Linked DNA regions of Homo sapiens: region 1 is linked to region 2. A link is a contact called in ENCODE Hi-C or POLR2A ChIA-PET data. All regions are on one chromosome and are shown on one strand. Each heading gives the region's core, a stretch centred on a gene start or an enhancer-like site at or near the end of the contact. The rest is flanking DNA. Distances are from core to core; before and after follow the strand shown. Region 1 overlaps LINC02042 (long intergenic non-protein coding RNA 2042). Region 2 has its middle 62 kb from the start of CD200R1L.

Region 1 (5,282 bases), core at 181-2,680, 160 kb before region 2:
CTGAGACACAGTGACTTCTCCTATGTAACACTATTATAATTTTAACAAAATAATCAGCTATTATTTATTTAATGTCAATTTCTCCCACAATTGGGTGGAGAGGTTGAACAGGGCTCTTCTCTTTTATTTATGACACATCTTCGCTATCTAGCAAAATGTCTGGCATATAAAATATTCTTTGGATTAGATGAATGAACGAAAGGTTGTGATATAAAGACCAAAGATTCAACAGGTGTTCTGCCAGGACCAGAGACTGTGAAAATGGGCTAGAAGCTGCTGCTCTAAAACCTAGTGTGTATGTGGTTGGGGCAAAGGAGTGGGAAAAGAGTACACCAGGAGGAGAAGCAATATGACACAGAAACTCAGTGAGGAAACTTAGGGAAGACACTAAGGAATATGCTGCTAATTTGCACAGTAGACATATTTATGAAATTTTACTTTTTTGAGAAATTAATCCATTTTCCTCTTGATATACACTATGAATTCTAAGACATGGATGCACACACACATTTAAAAACTGTATTTAAGAGTGCATAGGCCGGGCACGGTGGCTCACACCTGTAATCCCAGCACTTTGGGAGGCCAAGGTGGGCAGATCACAAGGTCAGGAGATGGAGACCATCCTGGCTAACACGGTGAAACCTCATCTCTACTAAAAATACAAAAAAATTAGCCAGGCATGGTAGTGGGTGCCTGTAATCCCAGCTACTTGGGAGGCTGAGGCAGGAGAATGGCGTGAACCCAGGAGGCGAAGCCTGCAGTGAGCTGAGATTGTGCCACTGCACTCCAGCCTGGGCGACACAGCAAGACTCCTTCTCCAAAAAAAAAAAAAAAAAAAAAAGTGCATAAAGATTTTCAGATAAAAGTATCCAAAAATAGCTCTCTCATAGTCATCATCCCATACAATAAGTCAAATACTTTACCAAATGTTCTGCAACACAGAGAACTTAGAAACTTCCTGGAATCAGAGATGTGGGAAAGAAAAAAATCTCTTATTTCTGGAGAAACACTTAGGGCAATTTTTTAAAAAAAGAAATACATTAAAAGAAGCAGTTTTAAGCAAGTGTTTCTTATATCTTTTACTTTCTGATTTCTTTCTGAACCAGATGAAAAGTACCAACTGAGAAGTCTAAGTCTGCTGCTTCAAATTTTCTTACATTTGCAATGAGAAGATGCAGTCTTTTTATGAGTTCTGCCCTCCCTATTGTTTTTGCCTTAGTATTCTCCAGGCTTCATGGATTTAAGCCATGTAATAGCTGGCAGAGCCTTATCGATGACCTGTTCCAGCTTTATCACTTTGCAGTTGAAGAAAACAGAGGGGTGGAGAGAATTGCCTATGCTAGTTGCTGGCAACTAGAACCCAGGCCTCTGTACTCCCTGTCTGTCCAGTATTCTTTCCCTGGACCACACAGTCTCCCAGGATGAGCTGTGTTTGTGTGTGTTTTGGAAAAGGGTGGATGAGAGGATGGGACAATGCCCAAGATTTGAGACTGACCAATCACTTATATGACCATGACCAGCATTAGGCCAAAAGGATCCAGACTCCCATGCATCCTAAGGAGCCAAAGGACATAATAATGTTTTAGCATAGAAATGAGAAGACTTGAAATGCTGCCTGATGTCTGCAAAAGAGCTTCTGACATCCTAAAGGAACTCAGATCTGGAATCACTATCCTAAAAAAACAAAAGTGTCAGGAAAAGCATTTGGAATATTAATTTGTTATTTATTGAATTTGCAGAATTAGGTCTGCATCAAATCAACATTTGGAGAGTATATTTTCCACCATCCTTAAAGTGTATTTTGAGAATATGATCAATAACAGATAAAAGTAATACCAGACAGAAAAATGAATACCTCCCCAGACCTCCTCATCTGTACATCACTCCCATTTCATTAAATAAAGAAGATGATAAGATATAGAAGCCAGATTGGAAAAGAGACAGCCAGGGCCATTTTACCACTTCAATGACATGATAGAAGTCTTGTAAAACATGCAAATGAGTGTAGGCCCACAAAGCATCACCTAATGAAGACGAATGTATGTGAAACCACCTAAGCAAAGGTGGCATATAATGAATGGCAAAACACTGAACCAAGCTCTTCTGTGCTAAGGAGCTGCAGAGAGCTGACTTTCATCTCATTGTGAAGTAAATAGAGAGTTGAGACCTGGCAATGTGCTTGGTCAGCTCACCCCTGGAGCTCAGCACATCTGGGCTCTGACTTTACAAAGAAAAGCAAAGAACAATGTAAACCTCATAGTCTTTTGGCCCAAAAGATCCTTCAACCCGTTCCCAATCTGTCAGGGTGCTAATCTGTTTTGAACATTTGGTCCTTCTTTCCAGAATGTCTTCCCAGAGTAACCCAACCCTTCCTCCAAACTGCCAGTACAGCCTGACTTCTGTGCTTCTCTCAGCTGGAATTCTACTGCACACACATCTGGCTGGTTGGCTTGTTTCCCTGGTAATTTAGAAGCTGCTTGAAAAAATCTGACTTTTAAACATGCCTATTGGTCAGTGGTCTCCAATGCTTTGCCTTGTGAGTGTTCATTTTAAAACTGTGGCTTCCTATACATAATACCTGTGAAAAAATGCTGGTATCTACTGGGCAAGAAGTTATTGTGTTCTCTCTAAACCCTCTCAAAACTATGGCTATCATATAGACTTGGAGGTAGTGAGGCTTGTGGGGAACAGAAGGTAAAAGAGAAAAAGATGCTTTATCATTTAAATGGTCCTAAGAAACTAATTTACACGCTCTGTTTTTAATCTCTCATATAACTATAACCTGTATACAACTAGGCCCAGTCACTCTTGCTTTGAAGCCAGGTGCAACCAAGGGTAACAGTTAAATCGCATCACTCTGACTCAGAAAGCTTTCAAGAATTTACTAGATCTTTGTTGTAATTTCCTTAAAACTTTCTAAACATCCTTTTTAGACATGTTTTCTTCTGCCTAAGTTTTATGTTGCCATCAGCACCTTCCCTCAAATTTTAGCAGATAAAGTCCCTCGACCTAGTTATATATCAAAGAACACGTTGATGGAATGAAGGGGAGCCATGTAAATTATTTCATTGTTTAGCTTAATTAACATTTATTGAGCACCAGCTGTGTACCACTCACTGTTTTAAGCTTCATGGTTACAAAGATAAATAAGACATAAGACACAATCCCTGCTTATTGATGATGAAACAGCAGGGCAGGCAACATCACTGTCTCCATTTTATAGGAAAGAATCTACACTCAGAGGTTAAGGGAGACATACAGCTGGTGGTGGTGACATATGAACTAGACCAAGGACTGCCTGATTTTTGGATTATTACTCTCTAGTGGTGCATCCAAGAGGCTTTTTTTTGTTTTTTGTTTTTTTGGGTTTTTTTTTTTTTCAGATTGAAAGACATGAGGCCGGGCACCAAGGCTTATGCCTGTAATCCCAGCACTTTGGGAGGCTGAGGTGGGTGGATCACTTGAGGTCAGGAGTTGAGACCAGCGTGGCCAACATAGTAATACCCCGTCTCTACTAAAAATACAAAAATTAGCCAGGCGTGGTGGCGGGCGCCTGTAGTCCCAGCTACTTGGGAGACTGAGGCACGAGAATCGCTTGAACCTGGGAGGCAGAAGTTGCAGTGAGCTGAGGCAGCGCCACTGCACATCAGCAGGGGTGACAGAATAAGACTCTGTCTCAAAAAAAGAAAAAAGAAACTAAAAACATGAACTATTTGACAAAAAACCCCCCACAAAACTTATAGTTAGTTAAAAATCATGAACTGTCATAAAAATAATAGTCATAGTCAACTTGGAATTTGAAATGGCTTTCTATATACTATATGAGACAAAGTAGCAAAGAAGCCATGTTTGCCCATTTCCATTTGCTATTATAATTTCACAGAGCCTCTGACTCTATGATGATATGCAGCTCTTTTGAAAGATGTTTTGAAGACAAAACACGGAGAGCACACACCTCCCTCCCACCTCACGTCTTTTGCCTGAGTCACTACATTTCGTAAAAGATAAATGACCCTCATCCTTGCCTTTTCCTGGACATAAGATAATGTCTGACAGAGTTAGTGATTATGCTTCTGTAATCTACAACCAGATGTCTTTTTACACCCAAACTTCGAGGTGATTCTGCTTTAATATAACTTCAGAGCAAGTTTTATGTGATTTCACAAGTACAGAACCCCTACCACATGTACATAAGCTGTAGGCTAAAATATTGTGCTGAAACAGTCTGACAGAACTGCCCTGGGGCTATAGACGGTAGTCTATAGTCCTCAGTAAGACTTCTGAATAAAATTAACTTTAATTCTCTAAAAGCTTGATTTTTTTTTCTTTAGTCAACAGATATATTTACTCAGTTGAGCTTCTATAGCAGTGCTGTCTAATAGAACTTTCTGAAAAAATTGAAATACTCTGTGCCGCCCAGTGGAGTAATCACTAGCCACATGCAACTACTAAGCCCTTGAAATGTGGCTGGTGCAACTGAGAAACTGAATTATTTTATTTTAATAAATTTAAATGTAAAATCTTCACATGACTAGCAGCTGCTGTATTAAACAGCACAGCTCTATAATGTGCAGATAATGCTAACATTGGGGGTGACCAAGGATCACCTCTTACTGAAGGATAATCTTCCCCTTAACAGATAGAAGGGATATTTAACAGATATTTAACGTATTTTAATATTTTGGGGGGGGGGTGCAGGTTCAAGTATGGTTGAAAGAGAAACAGACAAATGTGCTAACAGGCAGCCTTTCATGAAACAAAATAAGTGACAGTGACCATCATTTCACATGCTGGTCACTGGAAGGAGACGGATGATCTATCTGCAGAGACAGGCAGTTATACTTGCAGCGATAGAGAAAATAAGCTTGTGCTTAGAGAAGTCTGTTTCTAAATGAAAGGCTTGGCTATTTTTATCTGTTCAAGCCTAGACATATTACTGAATATTAATAAGCTCTGCGGTCTGAAATGAAGTGGTTAAAGGTGGGAGGGAGAGACATATTTTTCTTCCTTTTAATAAGAGACAAGCAAACCTGAAACTTTAAGTCTTTATCTATGCACACCAGAAAAATATTTCAGTCCTTAAAGCTTCAAGAGTTGGCTCAACAGAGAGCAAGGTGGGTTTTTTTCTGGTATCACTTATTCCCATAATCCTCTGACTTGCACATTGTAGTATCTAAGGATTTTTCTAATGAAAGCACAACTGATTTTTCTTATTCATTTTTCATTTCCACACTACAAGGATATCCAAGCTGCTCAGTGTAACAATATTCCACCTAAGCCAA
Region 2 (5,381 bases), core at 1,378-3,877:
TATAATTTTCCCTGTAGTTTACCATTTTCTATGTACTAACATCCCTAAACAAATTTTTAAAAATCAATTAAATATATATTGAGCAGCCACTTTGTTCAAGGACAGCTTTGCCATAAGGTACATAATAAAAGAACAGTTATAAGTCAATCAATGATTGAGTAAAATTTTAATTTTTCAGTATCAATTGCTTTATAGGAATGAGCATATATACACAGCTAATTTAAGCCCACTATGCATGAAACTAAACTAAAAAAGTATGAAAAGTGGAGCAAATTTAATGATGTTTATATATCACCAAGAGTTGATTCAGTGAAAAAACAAAATAGCAACAATTGTTTGGTATCTAAAACCTGAAATTTTGTCTATGTAAATAGTATATAGAGACAATCTATCTCTCTAAAATAATAGAAATATTGCCAAAGTACCACTATACTAGCTGTTGGTGTGTGGGAAATTCTTTTGGTTACTTGTTTCTGTGTTTAATTTTTTAAATATTAATTATTTCTATTATACATCAACTATTTATCATTACCTTATTTTTGTATCAACATGGTACCTTTTTTAAGGAACAAGGTCTCACTATGTCATCTAGGCTTTAGTGGAGTGGCACAATCATAGCTCATGTAACCTTCAACTCCTGGTTTCAAGCAATCCTCTCACCTCAGCCTCCCAAGTAACTAGGCTACAGGTATGGTAGCCATTATGCTCAGCTAATTCTTTTATTTTTATTTTTTTATTTTAATTCTTTTATTTTTATTTTTTATAAAGATGGGGTCTTGTTATGTTGCCCAGGCTGGTCTCAAACACCTGGCCTCAAGCAATCCATTGGTCCTGGCCTTCCAAAATGTTGAGATTACAGATGTGAGCCAATGTACCCAGCCCAATATGATACATCTTAATTAACACAATGTTATCTATCCTTTCTCCTTTCTTTGCTTCCTGTACTAGATGCAGACAAGTTCAGAGATGAAGGCAGGTATTCAAGTGGAGGATTTTAAAAGAAATTCACTATAAAATTCTGGGAGTTACAGGTACAAGAATTAGTAAGCTAATCATGGTCTTGTTTTTACTCTGACAGCTTTGCTACAGTCACTGCGTTCTCCACAAATGGAACTATGTACAGAATTTATGACAACTAAAGTGAATTTCCTGAGAAATGTAATTTTGGAGAAATTGAAGGATTTATGAAGAGATGATACTAACAGAGGCATAGCAATGTTGCATTTGAACTGATATAACAAGCTGATTATGAAGAGGCATAGTGGAAGAAAATGATATTCAGGGGAATAATAAAAAGTCATCTGTGACCAACTAAGTTGGTCTGAGTTCCACTTTAAATTTATTTCCAGAAATCTTTACTCTCCTGCTCCAATCCTGACTGGTTGCTTCCTATTTCCATTTTATGATTTCTTATTCTGGCACTTTCTTTTGATATTTACCTGGGAAATCTCCTCAGCTGTCTTCTCTATTGAAGCCCATGTTTCCAGAATCCTAGCTTCTTTACTGGTTTTCTCCTTATTTGAGAGTTTACATGCCTGAAATTTTCTTTGAATCTGTAGCATATTCGCAAGGGTCATTCAGTTTCTGCCTTGAAAGTTGCTCAAAATCTTGTCCCAAGAGGTATGTGTGCCTATCTGGGGTATTTGGGGACCTGGACAGGGAATGAGGGCTGGCAGGGATTGGGGGTGTATTTCTCTGGTAAATATATAGATTCCACTTAATCCACCTATTTTCAGCCCCATATCTCCTCTTGAATCTTTCTGTTCCCATTGTCTGTAAGACTAAATTCTTTGTGATTCATGTTCTATAGGGAATAAATCTAAAATCTGAGAATTTGGAAGGGAATGTTGAGACTTTTCAGGGTCTAACCACCTCTTACACAGAATTTCAAACAATTCTCTTAATTCCAGACCTGGGCTTTGCACTCACTTTCTGCAAAACCCAATTCTTGAGCCTTTGCAGCTTGGTTCTGTTTCCTCCTGAAGAAACACGTTCAGCTTCCTCTATTCTCCTGGGTGATCAAGCTTTCCATCCTCCAAAATACGTTAATGTTTCCTAACCCCCTGTGTCTTCTCTCCTGACATTTTGATTCCTTTAGGCCTATATGTTTTAAATATTATTATTGTCATATTAATAGCCATTCAGGAGAGAATAGACACGATACATCTATTCAATTCACCATGTCAAACTAGAAATCTCCATTTTTATTTAAAATCCTGTGGCATTTTTTTATTTTTTTATTAAGAAATGTTTTTTCAAAGATAATTTTGGCAGAAATATAAGTAATTAAGACATTATCTTTCTTTTTTAAAACATAGTGATTAAAATAAAGTAGCATTTTCACTCTTTGAGCTATTTTAAACTGAGCATTTTAAAGGACTAGTGGAAAAGCTCTAGTGGAAAAATATTCTAATGTATTTTTCTAATTATGGTTTCCTCTCTACTTCGCCCAATACCCCTCAGCATCCCCGCAACTTGGCCAACAGACTCACCAGCTATGAAAAAAAATGTGAACAGTATCCCAAAAGCTGAAGCCATCTTCCAAAGGGAGTTATTTCTATTTTTTTTTTCTTATCTTTGCCTCTATGTTTTCTTCCACTGTATAATAGGCCTAGTTATGGTATTTTACTTCTCTTGCTCTGCTCCATTAGCACTGGTGAGAAATCCCCTGCTCTCTTAGATGGTTGTATTTTTGGCTCATGAGCAACTTAAATAGAAGCATTTCCTGTTTGCACAGTTGAGGTGATAATGACTGAATTTTCTGGTTTGTGCTTTTATACATTTACTTATTTCAAGAGAAGCATGTATATTTGACCCAGGATTCAGATCCAATTGTAATTGATTGAGCTATGTCCCAGATACTGTCAGAATGATTCTTATGAGGCATGTATAGTTATATTTATTTTTATAGATAAGGAAGTAGAGATTCGAAAAGGTTAAGAAACTTATCCTAAGTCAATTAATGATACGGTAGAAGAATAACCAGCATAGAAAGAAAGACCTTTTCATAAGTAATTTTCCTTATCTTCTACTGCATTTTGTATGTGTGTCTATGTATATTTTTTGGTATTTTGTTGTGTGGCTTATGAGAGGAGTTACACACAATCTCTCCTTCCAGGGATATGCACTTTAACATAGAAATCACTGAGGCAGAAAGTATTTAAAAGTAACATGCTCAAAAAGATCATAATACAAATAATTCTTCACCTAAATTATTGTATTAGCCTCTTCTACTTCATAATATTTACTTAATATCTCTTTTCATCTCTGTTCAGTTTGTTTTTTTTGGCTAAAGCAATTTAGGATATGCTCTTTCCTTCTGCAAACTCAGGGTTGCTACATGGGTTGCAAAGGTAAAGATAAAGAGTGCTGACCAGTAGGCTGAAGTTTCTGCCCATAAATTCTCCTTACATCTTCCTGACCACACAATAATCCTGCCCTTGGATTTTCCTGTGCGTTCTCCCCACCCACTTCCAGTGGTTCATACTGGTTTCAGTTTGGCTAGACAAAAAGAATGGTTAGTGATAACTTTGTATGAAAAAGATGGATATAATTGTGCACATTTGTTAACTTTCTATACTACAGAGTTATCACCAGGATCAGATTCTTGTCTCCAGATAGATAATTCCTCAACACATTTGAAGGTGAATTTGGGATTTTTAGTGAAATAACAAAGAAATTCTATCCTCTATTTCTTGCCCACCCTCTATTTTGAGTTGATTTTTGTGTAGGCCATAAGATAGGGCCCAATTTTATTCTTTTGCCTAGGGTTATTCAGTTTCCCCAATATCAATTGTCAAAGAGACTGTTCTGTCCCCATTGTGTATTTTTGGAATCCTAGTTGAAGATCAGTTGACTATATATGCATGAATTTATTTCTGGGATCTCTATTCTGTTATGCTGGTCTATAGATGTCTTTATGCCAGTAGCATACTGTTTTAATTACTGTAGCCTGGTAGTATATTTTGATATAAGGAAGTGTAATGCCTCCAAGTTTATTCTTGGCTGTTTAAGGTCTTTTATGGTTTCATATGAATTTTATAATTGATTTTCTATTTCTGTAAAAATGTCATGGAATTTTGATAAGAATTGAATTGAATCTGTAGATCTTTGTAGTGTCTTAGCCTATTTTGCTGCTATGACAAAATACCACAGACTGAGTAATTTGCAAACAAAAGAAATTTATTTCTCACAGCTCTGAAGGCTGAGAACTTCAAGATCAAGGCACCAGTAGACTCAGTGTCTTATGAGTGCTACTATTTGCTTCAAAGACGATGCCTTCTTGCTAAATCCTCTGCAGAGTAAGTATGTTGTGTCTTCACATGACAGAAGGGACAAAGGGGGTCCCTGTCTGCCTCTTTATTAAGTCAGTAGTTCATTCATGAGGGTGAAGCCTTTATAGCTTAATCACTTCTGAGGGGCCCCCCTCTTAATGCTGTTGCATTGAGCATTAAGTTTCAACAAGAATTTTGGAGGGAACACAAACATGAAAACCATAACAGGTAGTATAAACATTGTAACAATATTAAGCCTTCCAATCCATGAACACAGAATGTCTTTCCATTTGTTTGTGTCTTCATTAATTTCTTTCATCAATGTTTTGTAATTTTCAGTGAACAAGTATTTCACTTGCTTAGTTAAGCTTATTCACAAGTATTTTTTGATGCTAATGTAAATAGGATTGTTTTCCTCATTTCCTTTACAGATAGTTTATTAGTATATAGAAATGCAACTGATTTTTGTATGTTGATGAAAATTCATAAATATGTGGAAATTAAATAATGCATTTTCAAACAAGTGGGTCAAAAAAAAATCAAAAGGGGATATAAAAAACACCTGACACAAACAACAATGAAAGTACAGCATACCAAAACTCCTGAGATACAGCAAAAATAGTGGTAAAAGGGAAGTTTATAGCAATGAATGCCTACATTAAAAAGAAGAAAAACCACAAATAAAAAACCTAACTCTATACCACAAGGAACTAGAATAATAAAAACAAATTAAACCCACAGTTATCAGAAGAAGGAAATAATACAGATTACAGCAGAAGGAAACAAGATAGAGAATAAAATAACAATAGAAAAACATCAATGAAACTCAGGTTGGCTTTTTGAAAGACAAAATTGACAAACCTTTAGCTAGACTAAGAAAAAAAGGAGAAAAGACAAATAAATAAATAAAATCAGAAATTAAAGGGGAAACATTCCAACTGTTGCCACAGAAATAAAAAGGTTACAGGAGACTACTGCAAACAATTTTATGCCAACAAGTTAGATAACTTATAAGAAATGGATACATTCTTAGAAACATATCACCTCCCAAGACTCAATCATGAAGAAATAGAAAGACTTATAACTAACAATAAGATTGAAACCAGA

What was found. A loop is a pair of places that touch in the nucleus more often than their neighbours do. ChIA-PET counts read pairs that join two places held with the same protein, here RNA polymerase II (POLR2A). Pooled maps may share reads with other maps.
Region 1: a pooled map shows a loop between it and region 2 (2.0-fold over the local background). The contact joins two enhancer-like sites. A Hi-C loop is called at or near these places in 1 of 168 maps with a recorded cell type or tissue (naive thymus-derived CD4-positive, alpha-beta T cell) and 5 of 50 pooled maps. POLR2A ChIA-PET finds 5 or more read pairs at or near these places in 3 of 52 experiments (H1, PC-9 and T-cell).

Annotation. Positions count from the first base shown.
Region 1 is chr3:112,742,862-112,748,143 of GRCh38, forward strand. All of the region lies in intron 1 of LINC02042 (long intergenic non-protein coding RNA 2042), which reads right to left. Among named protein-coding and RNA genes, the nearest start is that of LINC02042, 3.8 kb to the right of the region's middle. RefSeq lists an enhancer at 1,886-2,740. Within about 2 kb of position 1,431, at least 2 of the 41 ENCODE cell types and tissues checked have a DNase peak (open chromatin) inside an H3K27ac peak, as active enhancers do.
Region 2 is chr3:112,905,749-112,911,129 of GRCh38, forward strand. No RefSeq gene overlaps it. Among named protein-coding and RNA genes, the nearest start is that of CD200R1L, 62 kb to the left of the region's middle. Within about 2 kb of position 2,628, at least 2 of the 41 ENCODE cell types and tissues checked have a DNase peak (open chromatin) inside an H3K27ac peak, as active enhancers do.